Regions from separate parts of the Homo sapiens genome. Here region 2 is linked to region 1. A link is an interaction called in ENCODE POLR2A ChIA-PET data of the cell type or tissue named here. Cell type or tissue: OCI-LY7. All regions are shown on one strand.

The links. Peaks named below come from ENCODE experiments on the same cell type or tissue, not always from the same donor. Only the 100,000 strongest peaks of a DNase experiment are listed, where the experiment ranks them.
Region 2: POLR2A ChIA-PET joins it to region 1 with 7 read pairs; 5 of 35 experiments call an interaction of 5 or more read pairs at or near these places.

What each region holds. Positions count from the first base shown.
Region 1 is chr2:170,946,533-170,954,532 of GRCh38, reverse strand. It overlaps GORASP2 (golgi reassembly stacking protein 2), which reads right to left. Exons shown (of 10, transcript NM_015530.5): 2 at 6,103-6,183; 3 at 4,791-4,994; 4 at 4,243-4,329; 5 at 3,075-3,205. Among named protein-coding and RNA genes, the nearest start is that of GORASP2, 21 kb to the right of the region's middle. In OCI-LY7, no CTCF peak of the experiment used is centred here; no DNase peak of the experiment used is centred here; H3K27ac peaks cover 494 bases.
Region 2 is chr2:171,278,107-171,286,106 of GRCh38, reverse strand. All of the region lies in intron 1 of LOC105373737 (a long non-coding RNA gene), which reads left to right. Among named protein-coding and RNA genes, the nearest start is that of TLK1, 120 kb to the right of the region's middle. In OCI-LY7, no CTCF peak of the experiment used is centred here; no DNase peak of the experiment used is centred here.

The DNA of each region.
Region 1 (8,000 bases):
CACTCCCTTCTTTGAGATTTTAAAAGATAAAAACAAACAAATTTCTATTCTTTTAGATAATGTCATCTAAGCAGAGGTCTCCCAGACCACCCCACAGAAAACAACACCCTGCCCTCCACTGTGGATATCACCCTTACTCCTTTATTTTTCAAGAATTCATCACCATCCAACACACTGCATATTTATTTACTATCTATCTCCCCCAACAAAATGTTAAGGTCCTGAAGGGCAGAGACCTTGTCTGTTTACTGCCTTCATAGCTGCCGGCACATGGCAGACATTTGATGATTACTCGCTAAACAAATGACATCGATACAGCCTTTCCACTGAAGAGCTCTAAGCACGTCTGTATGATGACATCATTTACACATTCCATAGTTCTCTTTCAGAACCTGACACAAATCAGTCATGTATGTTCAACCCAGATCTCTTCTATTTCATCCTCCCACTGCCACCAGAGGCATTTTTCTAGTAAGATGTGATCACATTGCTTCTTTCTAGTCTGATGTCTTCTCAACATTCCTTTCTCTTTCCTCCCTTTGGGGAATTACTTCTCTGCTGTTGTGTGCAGTGCTGGTAGGATTGTCAATCAGAGTGTCTGCCCTGCCCAAACCAAGGGAATGGCTCATGGTCAAAGCCAGGCCAATTTCTCTTGCCCATGGCTGCAAACCTTGGGAGTCAGAGAAAAAACAAAAATGGGTTTAGTAGAATGAATGCTGATGACATTGCCAAATACTTCTTCCTATCTAAATCCCTAGGTTTTCTGAGTCCTGTCCTTTCTACATCTGGTTCTTCAGCTGTTTCCTTGATTATATGAGCTAATCCATATCATTAAGTATGTTATCTGCTTATGATGGTGACAGCTAGTTTTTACCATTTGAACCCAAAACCCCTTACTGATACAATTATCACAGCCTCAACTGCTCAAAATATATCGGAAGTCCTGACCGTGGTATTTAAGGCTCTCCATAATCAGGTTCCAACTTATGTTTCCATCATGATGTCTTTTATTTCCCAAACAACTTGACAATTTCAGAGTAGGCCATGCATGAATACCTCTGTGCCCTTCTCCTGCCACATCATCTATTATCTCCACTGCCACCAAAAGCTGGGTGAGCAGGCAGTAGCCAACTTCAGCCTTTTTAATTTTATTTATTTATTTATTTATTTATTTATTAAGACAATTTATTATTCTGTTGCCCAGGCTGTAGCACAGTGGCATGATCTTGGCTCACTGCGACCTCTGCCTCCTGGGCTCAAGCAATCCTCCCGCCTGAGCCTCCTGAGTAGCTGGGACTATAGGTGCATGCCACCACATCTGGCTAATTTTTGTATTTTTTGTAGAGACAACGGTTCTTCAGGTTGCCCAGGCTGGTACTGAACTCCTGAGTTCAAGTGATCCACCCGCCTCAGCCTCCCAAAGCGGTAGTACTACAGGCGTGAGCCACCATGCCAGGCCTAGCTCCTCCTTTACCAGTCTGATATGCACAATGATGCTTCATCTCACAATTATTTGTTCCTTCTTCCCTTCTTCCCTCACAATCAAAACTGCAATTCGGCCAGGCATGGAAGATCACACCTATAATCTCAGGACTTTGGGAGGCCAAGGTGGGAAGATTGCTTGAAGCGAAGAGTTCAAGACTAGCCTGGGAAACAAAGCAAGGCCCCATCTCTAAAAAAGAGTTTCTAAATTAGCCAAGTACAGTGTGTACACCTGTAGTCCCAGGTACTCAGGAAGCTGAGGCGGGAGGACAGCTTGAGCCCAGGAGTTAAAGGCTGCAGTGAACTATGATTGTGCTCCAGCCCAGAGAGCAAGACGCTGTCTCCAAACAAACAAACAAAACCCTGCAATTCTCACTGGACTGGGATTTAGAGAAATAAAGATTAAATAATTTATAGTGATCAATTATGGCCTTTCAGAGGTAGCTACATTTGAAAACAAGGTGCTTATTGGTCAAAGTAATTAAGTGGTAATAGACAATGCACTTGAGGCAACAGCAAGACCCTGGGCAAACTTAAAGACAGCCTAAGAATGAAATTAAGAGAAATAAGATTTAATAAATGAAATGTGGTCAGCCTCTGAGGAAGGAATAAAAACAGAAGCACAAAAAGACCAAATGCATGGTCAGAGGCAGACTGACGAAAATGTTCTGTATGGGCCTAGCTAATGCAATGGCCAACTGACAGTATTAAACACATCAAAAGAAAAAATGTCTTCCAAAGAATGTAGCCAAATTTAGTTAACATAATTAAAAATGAAAGAATATGTGATGTTCTTTGCTGTTGGTCTTCACTGTCCACAGAATCTCTTCCTCCAGTTTGATTCCATGCTCAGCAGGCACTCTTGTGGTACTAATCTGACCTGAGTATTCTTCTAACTAGAGAGGGGGTATTTTTCTATTGCAAACTGAAAATTTGTCATTCAAATATAGCAGCTTCTCTGCAAATGTAGTTTATATGAGGAAGTGCCTCTTGTAATGAATAAATTTTGAATGCCTCGAATAGATCCTATTTCTGGGCATTTACAAACCTGGGCAATGGACAATGATAATTTGATCAAGTATTGCCCCATATAGGCCAGACTCTTGGATGACACATCTATCTTACTTTTCTCAAACTGCAACAAGTTAGAATACTTGTGGCGAAACATTCAGCTGGAGAATCTCAGGTAGTGTGGGTAAAGATACTGTGAGCAAACGGAAGCTTTTCCTGCCTGCAGCAACTAAGTTATCCTTTTCCCAGCATGGGATTAGAACTTTTGAAAACATGTGGAATGTTTCCAAATTCTAGGCTTTTCTATAATTATGGCTTATGCGCAATAATTTCTCAATTAAAAAGAAATGCTGTTAGCTCTTAGGTTAGTAAAGAAAAGGACTATAGTATATATACTATGTTCCCTAGATATGTACTTTAAAAAAATTGGTTTCAATATTCTAGACTAGCTCTTCCCTTTTTTTTAAGAGGAGTCTTAAAATAAACCAGTAATTTCTTTCAAAATAAAAACAATCAATGTCTGCAACATATCTGACTGGTATGTTTAAGCAGTCATAACTTAGTCTAAAAAATGACCTTACCTGCCTTCTCCACCCCATGCAGAATTTGGTGTAATAATCACTTCTCGACAGTTATCAGTGTCTGTGTTGTACACATACAGTTTCAATGGTTTTGCTTCATGTGTTTCGATAAGGCTGAATAGATCTTCAGACTGCAAAAGTGTCACAGGAGAAAATGTTTCACGTTACCATACTTTGGAACAGTGTGTCTCAAACCTGGCTATCAGAATCACCTGAGAAATCTAAGAAAAAAATACAGATTCTGGGCCCTGCCCCAGACATAAAAATCACAAGCAGGTTTAATTCAATATATTAATTCAAGCAAAGCCTACTTACTACATACAAGGCTTTATGGCCAGTTCCTTAAGATCTAGTTGGCACTCTTAGTACAATTCTTTTACACCCGAGTTCTACATATTCTGCTTTTACTTCCCATTATTAAGACCTGGTTGTCTGGGCACCTCATTTCTCACTCTTTTTTTTTTCTTCTTTTTTTGAGACAGGGTCTCTCTAACTGTTGCCTGGGCTAGAGTGCAGTGGCATGATTTTGCCTCACTGCAGCCTCAACCTCTCAGGCTCAAGTGATCCTTCCACCTCAGCCTCCCAGGTAGCTGGGACTATAGGCATGCACCACCATGCCTGGCTAATTTTTGTATTTGTTGTAGAGACAAGGTCTCACTATGCTGCCCAGACTGGTCTCGAACTCCTGAGCTCAAGTAATTCTCCCATCTCGGCCTCCCAAAGTGCTGAGATTATGGGCATGAGCCACTGTGCCCAGCCTTTTCTCTCATTTTTGATTTAGCAATGTATACTTCCGCTAGCTAAGAGACAAGGAAAAGGATGTAATATAGCTGAGCTAATGCTGTCACTGAACAAAAAGGGGAAGAGAAAATGAAATCAATGAACAATTGAAAATGAGAATTTGATTTAGACTTCAGGTATGCAAAGATTTCTGTATATTACACATAAAATCTGTGCAATTGCCGCACAGTATGTGTTTTTCCTCACAGCTATACCTAATAAGACACCTACCAGATGTTCCATTTAACACCCTGAGGCTTAAGTTATTTTTGATCAGCAAAGACTGAAATTTTAACTCTAAATGCAAAGCATGCAAATATCTTTCTCAACTCAAACCTCAATGAGAAAATTTTATATAGTTCTCACTATGAATAAACACACGAATTACCTCATTCATGACTGTATCTGCTCCAATTATATAATCACTGTGTGGTCTAAGACCTGCCAGTGCTGCAGGAGAATTTGATTCCACCTCCTAGAATGACATAAACACACACCCTAAAATTAATATATATAAAATAATCTTCCAAGGTTTATAGTCCAATTTTTAATTATGTTGATTTTTTAAATCTGTATACTTCTGTCTTGCTAGAGATGTGTCAGATGTCAGAAACTACAGAATATATTTTAAACTTCTGAGCATAAAAATTACATAATATTTAACAAATATTTAAAATATTTTTGTAGCTATCTACTCTAACACATCTTATAATGAATAAATCATTAGAAAAAGTTCTTAAACTTGTACATTTGCTTCTCTTCCTCAACTTAAAAAAAAATTGATCCATACTTAAAAAGCAATGAACGCTGATTTTTGGCAAAAATTGCCTATTAATAATATCCTTACAATCTTATTAAGCCAGAAACAACCATTGTTAAAACATCTTTCCACACTGCTTCATGAACCTCCAGTAACAGTTCACAGTTGATACGTACCAGCACATGCCAAACATTTTCATTTGCCCCATCAAAGCTGCAGAAACGAATGCTCACTCCCAATAAGCCCTGGCCGCCCCACAGGTTACTTGGTGTGACTGAGGTCTCTCGCAGTTCCAATGTTTTGCTGCTATAGATAAGCATCTTTACAGGCTTTTCAACGTTTGCTTTCAGCAGATCCTTAAGAGTGTCATTGTCTTTATTCTGTGAACACATAGAAATCACATTCCTTAGTAAATAAAAATTTAATGTTAGCTTAAGCATCCTATGGCCCTATAAGAGTAATATTAATAATCAACATAAATAAAACATTCAACAAAGGTTTCACCAACATTTAAATTTTCTTCTATGTAAAAGAATGTCAAGAAATTAAGAACTCTTACGTTAGCAACAACTTGAAACTGACTTTTTTCTAATAGCTCATTATGGATTATGGAATTTGCAACCCAACATTATTTAGAATGATCTAGGGCTTCAATGTGTAAAAACAAAATATGCCATAAGAAGTCACATTACTAACGAAGTTGTGATGACTTTGATTATAAAAATCTAAAACATTTACTGGGGTTAACGTTTAATTTTGGACTCTATTTCTAAATACATGCTTTATTAAGAGCTGGATAGAAAAGAAAGTAGAAACAGCATATTAAATATTTCATTTCATAAACAAATAAAGGCCAGATGTTGGCCTTTATTTATATGTCAGAGATGTTGTAAGTAATGAACGAAAACTTAAGACTGTTACGAAAAATTAAACCAACCAAGTGGCTACTGTCCTAAGAATTTGCTGAGATTATATAATTTCTTTATCTTAGAACTTTATTATGGGTAAACTCTAAACAAGGTATAAAAAGTGGTTTTAATTTGGTACTTTGGAGCACATCTCTCTGTCTGGTTCTAATAACATTATTCATATATTGTGAAACTTAGCACCAAGAAAACTGACGAGTTTGAGAGAATGAGATGAGAGAATGAATCTTTCTAGTAATCCATTTGTCAACAACCAACAGAAGTCTGACATCTTTAAAAAGCAATCTTTTACATCTTAATTATTTCTTTCTGCTTATAAAAATTAAATATTTAACATATAAAAGACTCCACTGATTCTAGAGACTTCCCTAAGATAATCAGTGGAGCATAAGGTATAATATTATAGATATTTCAATGTTTATTAATACATGATTATTTCTATAAATTGGCATACTACACATAATGATTGTAACTAATAAATACCCATCTCAGGTCATCTGAAAAATTCCATTTTTGAGAGATTACAAATACTATAGACAAAACTACAGAAAGTTGAACTTACTAATCTTGAACCATTAATAGAAACAATAAAATCAAAGAAAGGCTCCAAACCAGCTCTGTGTCCTGGGGAATTTTCTTGTACCTGCGGAAACAAAAACGACAAAAATAAAAAATGTAAAGCTTAGGTGAAAATTGTAAGCCGAATCTCTCTTTTCAGTAAAAATAGACCAATTTCACTGATAATGAAATACAGTACACGCTAGTTCTCTCATTTCTCTTCATCTCTCCCAGATAATGCCCGTCCAGCTCCCTAAACTCTACCCATTCTTTAAGTTAATCTTCTATTTATATTTTTATTTTATTTCTTTGAGACAGACTCCACCTCTGTTGCCCAGGCTGGAATGCAGTGGCACAATCTCGGTTCACTGCAACCTCTGCCTCCCTGATTCAAGCGATTCTTGTGCCTCAGCCTCCCGAGTACCTGGGAGGACTATAGGTGCGTACCACCATGTCCAACTAATTTTTGTATTTTTTGTAGAGACAGGGTTTCGCCTTATTGCCCAGGCTGGTCCTGAACTCCTGGGCTCAAGGGATCCACCTGCCTCAACCTCCCAAAGTGCTGGGATTACAGGTGTGAGCCACTGCACCGGGCCTAGTTCATCTTCTATATGAGGTTTTCCCTCTGTGGTTCTATTTCTGCACCACTTTCTCCTTTTTTGGGAGAAAGGGGCTAATCCTCTCAGCAATTAGCAGGGGACACAGCAGACAGTCACTACAATTAAGTGACAAATTCAAGCAATTATTCCTTGACTACTACTAGCAAGGCACCACTCAGTTACAAAGCAAATACAGGCACATAGTCACGTATGTCAAGACATTTATAATCTGTTGAGGAATAGGTGAGAAGAGGAAGGGGCAATGGATACACAGCCCTCTAATCACTATAATGTAAAACCAAACAGGCTAAAGGCTATTTGGTATAAGGTTCTAAGGGAAAGATTAATTCTGACTGAAGAAGCTTCAGACATAAAAAGTGATAAGGAATTGTGGTTTAAAAAGAGGGTAGAACATTCAAAGGTAAAGATGGTCAAGGGGGTAGGAAGGACATCTGAAAATGGACAAAACAGTATGAGTAAACACCCGAAGCAGGAGTCTGAAGAATGAGGATCACAGCATGCGTAGCTAGACAACAGAGTAGTGTGGACAGAAATAGAGAATTATAGACTTTGAAAACTAGGATTAACCCAGAAATCCTCTAATCCAGGGATCTTAAATTGAGGTCTGTGGATGGCTTCAGAGAATACTACAGCTCCTGAAATTACACACTATCTTTTATATGAATAAGCAGTTTTCAGGGTGTAAATATTGGTGGCTTTCATCAGATTCTCAAAGGGTTTCTCCATAACTCCAAGAAGGTTTAAAAACCAGGGATTTTGTGCAATTCTTTCATTTGATAGGTTAAAAAAAATTACCATGTCTTGCTTATGATTCCATAGCTGCCTAATGGTGGAAGTTAAACTCAAAAATTCATCTTTTTTATTTTTATTTTTTGAGACAAGAGTCTTGCTCTGTTGCCTAGGCTGGAGTGCAGTGACACAATCTCGGCTTACTGCAACCTCCACCTCCCGGGTTCAAGCAATTCTTGTGCCTCAGCCTCCCAAGTAGCTGGGATTACAGGTGTGCACCACCACCACACCGCCTAATTTTTTTTTTTTTTTTTTTTGTAGAGGCATGGTTTCACCATGTTGGCCAGGCTGGTCTCAAACTCCTGGCCTCAAGTGATCTGCCCGCCTCGGCCTCCCAATGTGTTGGGATTACAGGTGTGAGCCACTGCATCCGGCCAAAAGTCCATCTTGAAACTATTAGTCTAACAAAAGGCTGGAAAGAAGGGGTAGAGCTACATTTACTGGCCTTTAAATGAAAGAGTGAGATTACTTTTAATATAATTCATAGGTTCAT
Region 2 (8,000 bases), 330 kb before region 1:
TTGAATCACTTTTCTAGGTAGAAAGTTTTGGATATAACTCCTTCTGAAATGTTCCTCCCCAGGCCAGACCCCTGAACTTTCCTGAGGAAAGGAAGTGGCCCACAACCTATCTCTGCCTCATGGTCTCCCTGCAGACTAGAAAAAAGAAAATAATACTATCAGAAAACTTGAGTTCCACTCCTGGCCCAGCCACTCTTGTGCAATGTAGAAAAATTAACTTCATTTCCCTGGACCTCAGGTCCTCATGGATGTAAAGAAGTGTGCTACTTGCTCTGATACTTCAAAAGACAGTTTACAGAGTAGCAAATAACGTCATGAAAAGAATGACGGCTTTGGAGTCAGCCAGATCTGGTTCATTCTTCAACAAATCTTTATTTAGCATCTACTATATGCCAGGCGCTATTCTTGGTGCCAGATGCTGCCTACATGAAGCTCACATTTTAATGTGGGGACCAATACTAGTTTGTGGCCTTGGGCAAATCATTTAGCCCCTCTAAGCTTGTTTTTTCCACCTGTAAAATGGACATTATAATAACATTTCAAGATGCATTGTCAGGATTAGATACAATGATATTTAAAGCACCTATTATACACTAGAGGCTCAATGAATGGTATGTAAATAATACTATACGATACATGATAAAACACTTTTTTCAATTGTACGATTCTATCCAGATAGGCAAATTATTATTTTTTCATCTCTGTACTGTGTGACTCTAAAGCCATAGATAATCACAAAATTACACTGCAGATTTAATAAATTTACTTCTCTTTACTGCCTTAAAAGCAACTTCATTTATCAAAGAAATATTTTTTGAGTCTCTACTATGCATTAAATACTAGGCTGGCACTAGGGATATGGAAATAAATGAGACTTCCCTGCCCTTACTTAGGATCATAGCAGTAAATGTTTGGATTTCACCAGGGTCCTCACTTTTGGAGAGCTTATTCTTCTAGAGTTTGTATTAGTTATTGACTGTTTAGAAAGAAATCAAGAAAGGAAAACAACCCTCTAATTGGCAAGTGGGTTAAGCTAAAGTTTTCTTAGAGAGACCTAAAGCTGTGTATATAAGACCCCTGGCAATCTCACTCTACTCAAAATGAAACAGATAGGAGAACACATCTTTCCTATAGATGCCTTAGAGGTAAAATTTCAATCTACCAACATCTTTTGCAACAAAAGAAAATCAATTAAGTTATTTACTATACCCAGCCATGTGACCAGTGTTGTTACACATATTTCAGAGATATAAATGAAAATAAGGAGATATTCCTGGAGCTCAGCAGGAGACATGACACCTGCCCTTGAGGCAGGAGGTAGAATGTGTTCATTTATTTACTTATTTATTTAGTCACGAAAAATCTGTTTAGTAACCATGGCCTTTGAGGAATCACACTGAGTGCTGGGAATACTAAGTGGGAGAACCAATAAAGTGGAAGAACAGTTATTGAGCACCTATTGTGCACCAGGCACTGTCCATCATTTTACCTCCATCATCTCAATGCATTTCCATCAATCCTAAAAGAATTTTTTTCTAAAAAGGGTTGTATGCTTTGACCTCAAGGTGTTCATTGGGGTGTGAGAGGACAGAAAGCATCAATCCACAGCGAAAAGGAATGCCATGGAGGAAAATGCCCAGAGCCAGTGAGCTCAGTAGAGGAGAGAATGGTTCACTGTCCCCAGAGGGTAGGGGCAGGCTTTGAAGAGGTTGTGGCATTCTAGTTTTTAAGCAGGAGCAACACAGGTGAAAGAGATCACTACTAGATAGGCAGGGATACAGATGACAGAGAGATAGGAATTGACAGCACAGACCATTCATGCTATAGGAGCTGGCCAAACCCCAAGGCTCTCAGAGCACCAGGTTACCAGTTGCTTCCCAAGCATTCACCCAGAGTAGTTGCTCATCTGAGAAGCTCTGTTTCCCTGAAATAATGACACTGGGATTCAGATTTCTAGCCCAATTCATGGTGCACTTGGGGCCTCACTTATAACCCATTCTTGGTTTTATGAAGCAAACAGTTTCCTTCTGCTCTGTGCTCTGTTTTAGAGTCAGGAGCTGATCTTTGCACTGATGCCATGCTAGATCTTTATTTGTTTTGTGCTGATGAGATTTAGGAGTGAGAAGTGGAAAATAAACTGATCCTCTCTATCTCCCACTACTGGGTTTTGATAGATAAAGTGGTCCTCTTGAAGTTTTTCTTCTTTCATTTGGAAAGTGTCATAAGATGTAGGTTAAGCTGGGTGCGGTGGCTCACGCCTGTAATCCCAGCACTTTGGAAGGTGGAGGTGGGCAGATCACGAGGTCAAGAGATCCAGACCATCCTGGCCAACTTGGTGAAACCCCGTCTCTACTAAAAATACAAAAATCAGCTGGGCATGGTGGCAGGCGCCTGTAATCCCAGCTACTCAGGTGGCTGAGGCAGGAGAATCTCTGGAACCTGGGAGGTGGAGGTTGCAGTGAGCTGAGATCACTCCACTGTACTCCAGCCTGGTGACAGAGCAAGACTCCATCTCAAAAAGAAAAAAAAAAGATATAGGTTAAGCAGTAAAGTGTGGTGCCAGGCTGGGAGTGGTGGCTCAGGCTTGTAATCCCAGCACTTTGTGAAGCCAAGGCGGGGTGGATCACCTGAGGTCAGGAGTTTGAGACCATCCTGGCCAACATGGTGAAACCCCATCTATACTAAAAATACAAACATTAGCAGGGCATGATGTCGCCTGGTGGTAGTCCCAGCTACCCAGGAGGCTGAGGCAGGAGAATCGCTTAACCACGGGAGGCAGAGGTTGCAGTGAGCCAAGATCGTGCCACTGTACTCCAGCCTGGGCGACAGAGTGAGACTCCATCTCAAAAAAAAAAAAAAAAAGTGTGGCACCAGATAGACATAAGTTCAAATCCCAGATCTACTTCTTATTAGTTGTGTGATCTTGAGCATTGACTTTTCACCCAAATTTGGACCCAAATTCTGAGAGGTGAGATACAACTATAAATTTGGAGTGCACCAAGGAAAAATTTAGAGAGCTCTTCTTTACTCCTCTGTTATTGGAATAAACAGGTATAACTCAGTGATCACATCTAGAGCATCAAGGCCATAGAGAAAGAAAAAAGCAACCACAGGCTGGCTCTCTAACTAGTTTACTCTTCATTGCCTAATTCAGCAAGCTAAATACCTGATCCAAAAGGAAATTATTAAGAGTTTTTTGCAATAAATACTGTATATAGGCTCCACTTTATCTTGGAGGTCTGTGATTATGTTTAGAAAACAGCTTTTATTGAAAAGCTAAACTTATGAATAGGTAGGAGGCTAGAACTTTCGACCTACAATAATAATAATAGCAATCATAATAACTTTGGGAGGCGTTTACTATAAGCCAGGCACTATTTTAAGCACTTTATTATGAATTGATTCATTTAATCTTATAGTCATCCTATGAAATAGGTACTATCATTATCTCTATTTTAAGATAAGGAAATTAGGCCAGGTACAATGGCTCATGTCTGTATTCCCAACATTTTGGGAAGCCAAAGTGGAAAGATCCCTTGAGGCCAGGAGATTGAGACCAGCCTGGGCAAAAATGTGAGAACCTGTCTCTGCAAAAAATTTAAAGAATTAGCCAGGCATGGTGGCCTGTGCCTATAGTCCCAGCTGCTTGGGAGGCTGAGGCAGAAGGACTGCTTGAGCCTGGGAGGTCAAGGCTTACAGTGAGCCATGATAATGCCACTGCACTGTAGCCTATGCAACAGAGCAAGACTCTGTCTCAAAAAAAGAAAAAGAAAAAGAAAAAGGAAATTGAGCCACAGAGAGGGACAGTGGCTTGCTGACTTGTCGGAGCCAGGATTTTTACCTACGCTGTCTGCTTTAGAGCCTGTCATGAACCTCTCTCCAGTTCTATAAGCCAACTTCTTTTAAAATAATTATAATAATAACATTTTGTGTTCCAATTATAAAACTAAGTCATGGTAGGAATTTTTGAAATTAGAGAAAGGGGTAAAGAAACTGAAATTATTTATATTTTTATTACCCAGGGATAACATTTATTAACATTTGGGTCTATTTCCTTTTGGAAATTAAATTGCATATATAATTCTCTTTTCAAATAGCATAACACCACATATGACTTTTTAAATTTAATGTTACAATTTGAGCATTTTCTCATGTTATTAAATATTCTTATAAACCATAGATTTTAATGGCTGCAAATATTCCAATTATCTGGCGGTCCCATAATTTACTTTAAAAATCACATGATATTGGGCCATTAGCTTGTTTCCAATGTTCTTGAGAAACGTTTGTTGTACTTCTGTGTTGGTTTCTGGAGGATGCCTTAGCCTGGTACTTTCAAGAGGTACACAGGCTGTTTGAAGAGTGGCTAATTTTCTACTGAAGGGACTGTGCCCGAATCCCTGTCCCCCAAGTAAGAACACCCTAAGCCACTGAAGACAGGTGAGAATTTTGAAAAGTCTCTTGAGTATCTGAATTCTCAGTGAGGGTCCAGAATCTTATTCAATTTTTTAAAAACTCGTATTATTTCCCCCTAGTTTAGTAAGTAAAACATGTATCTTGTGTTAAAAAAAAAAAAAAAGTAGAACATGAAAATGAACAAACAAAAAAAATGAAATCAATCTAAAATCACACCACAGCACAGCTTGTCAAGTATTTATCTTTGCACACTACACACTATCTTGTTACCTGTTGTTTTACTCAACGACATAATATGCGCATTTTCCTATTAATAAATGTAGGTCATCATACCAGATGGTAGCTGATCTCTGCCCAGCTGCTCTCCCACCCTCAGGCCTGATCCCTACAGGCAATTGCTTTTCACTGATTTATGTTTGCATGAATATAAAGCATGGTTCCTCCTTCTCCATTGTGCCACACCTACCAGAGACTAGTTCTTGTACTTTCCAAACCCAAAGCAGCTGCCCTGCCATCAAGGCGTTGGCCTTCTACTGGAGAAGTATATTACTGAAAAAAATAAATAAATAAAATAAATCTATTAAAAAGTGACCCAAAGTGGTGTTTTTAATAAGGAGGAGTAAGGAAATGTGGGAATAAGGAAATATCCAGACGATTTTACAAACCCAAACCCGTTATCCTATTTATGACACAACCTATGGTGTTGAGTTTTTCTTGTGTTTCTCTACCTCGAGCTGGTAGAGAAAGGGCCTATCGAGTTAGCTATGTGCATCTATGATCCCCCGGTTAAATTTCTGCCTCTGACTTTTAAGGAGACGCTTTTACCTCATCTTCTTCCTAATTTTCCCAAAAAAGGAGAGTTCTATCCAAGTTGTGTCAGAAGCTAAGTCTAAACTTATTTTAAATGACTATTTTTGAAATTAGTAAAGACAGGACTCTGACCCCCGCCAGTCTGCCCAGACAGGCTTTTTTTGTTTTTGTTTTTGTTTTTGAGATGGAGTCTCACCCTGTTGTCCAGGCTGGAGTGCAGTGGCGCCATCATGGCTCACTGCAGCCTTGACCTCCCTGGGCTCAGGTGTCCTTTCATCTCAGCCTGCTGAGTAGCTGGGACTATGGGCACGCGCCAGCACACCTGGCTGATTGTTTGCATTTTTCGTACAGACAGGGTTTCACCATGTTTCCCAGTCTGGTCTCAAACTCCTGGGCTCAAGCCATCAGCCCGCCTCGGCCTCCCAATGTGCTAACATTACAGGCGTGAGCCACCACACTCAATCCAGACAGACTAAAGGGATCTTTATACTATAAAGTGATCTTATACCCGGAGGAATTGTGAGCTTAGATATTACTATACTAAGACCACAAGTGGTAAAAATCAGATAAAGCAGTAATCATCTTACTTTGTGATCAAATTAATGCAGAAAAAGTAAGAAATGGTTTGACCTTGTAAGCTCTCTGAGGAAATAAGCAGTTTCAGTTAACACTGCTGTCGCAATCCCTATCTCACAGCTTCAGCTTAATCCCGTAGCAACACTCAGAACTCATTTTTATTATAATTACAGTTGACCCTCGAACAATGCAAGGGTTAGGGGCACTGCCCTCCCCCTTCGTCTTGTACAGTAGAAAATTCTCCTATAGCTTTTGACTTCTCCCAAGCTTAACTAACTTAACTACTAATAGCCTCTATTGACCAGAAGCCTCACTGATAACCTAAACAATTGATTAACACGTATTTTATATATGTATTATACCCTGTATTCCTACAATACAGTAAGTAAGAGAAAAGACAATGTTAAGAAAATCATAAAGAAGAGAACATACATTGTCAGTTCTGTGCTGTATTTATCCATACCGGAAGTTCACGCCATCCATTTACAAGATATATCATCTGTCTGAAATGGTGGCAACTGCAGTGTCTGACTGCAAATTGTGGTATGTATCAAGCCATTCAACTTTTTCTTTTAATGTCATGACTTTTCTCTGCTTCTTGGGAGCACTTCCAGCATCACTAGTGGCACTTTGTGTGGGTCCCATGATGTTATTCAAGGTTCATGGTATTGTACTAAACATGAAAAATACGCAAGAACCAGGGGAGATCACTTTTTACTGCAATATGCAATTTACTGAAGGGACAACTGCTCATAAGGAGATTAGGGTCGCATGGTGTTTTAAGCAGATAATCCCAATACTTGAGCTCACAATAGCAACAGGAGGTGGCAATGAAATATTACAGTAGCACAGTATGTACTGCTGTTAATTTTATGCAGCTATGATTTAATACTGCATTCTTATATTTGTTTACATTTTTCTCGACTTCAAATGGCACCACATATGGTCTGTGTTTGTGTGCATATAAATTGTAACTTTTTATAATAGATTTGTTTTTTTTATGGTAGTAAATGATAAAGGCTTAGTATCTTCATATATTTTATGCATTCATGATATACCTTTTTCTTAATTGTTTTAATATTTCTAGATATGCATGCAGTTCATCTGTTTTTTCAAATTGTCTCAAATCTCCAAAAATGTTTTCAATACATTTATTTTTAGAAATCTGTGTATGTGGAGTCACACAGTCTAAACTCGTGTTTTTCAAGGGTCAACTGTACTTATTATAGTCCCACAATATCTTATTATTTTTGCTTTAAATGGTCAATTATACTTTAAAGAGGTTTTTCTAAATAACAAAAGAGTCTTTTATTACTACTCAAATAGGTGCCACTTCTGATTCTCTTCTTTCCTTTGTATAAATCTAGATTTCCGTCTGATATCATTTTCCTTCTGCCTCAAGGACTTCCTTTAACATTTCTTATAGTACAGATTTGCTAGTGAAAAGCTTTTAGCTTTCATATGTCTGAAGATGTCTTTATGAGGTTTTCACTGGGTATAAAATTCTACGTTGACAATTTTTTTTTCCGTCAGTACTTTAAAGATGTTGCTTCACTTTCTTCTGGTTTGCATTGTTTCTGACAAGAAGTCTACCTTTCTACTTTCATTCTTATCTTGTTTATTCCGTACATTATAAACCTTTTTTTTTTTCTTCTGGCTGCTTTTAAGGTTTTTCTCTTTATCTCTGGCTTTGGACAATTTATCATGTGCCATGGTATAGTTTTCTTCTTGTGTCTTGTGCTTAGGTTTGTTGAGCTTCTTGGATCTCTGGGTTTAGAGTTTTCATCAAAATTGGACAATTTTCAGCCATTATTTCTTCAAAAAAATTTTGTTCTCCTATCTCTTTCCTGTCTGTTATGGATTGAATTCATACATTGAAACTAACCCCCTTCAATCTGCATTTGAAGATGGGGCCTTTAAAGGGGTAATTAAAGTTAAAGTTATAAGGGTGGGACCCTAATCAAATATGACTGGTGTCCATATAAGAAGAGGTAGAGACAACAGGGAGGCACACACAAAGAAAAGGCCATGAAAGGAGACAGCAAGAAGGTGGCTGTCCACCAGCCAAAGAGAGAGGCCTCGGGAGAAACAGAACCTGTCAGCACTTTGATCTTAGACTTCCAGCCTCCAGAAACATGAGCTTAAATTTTTATTTAAGCTACCCAGTCTGTGGTATTTTGTTATGGTAGCCCTAGCAA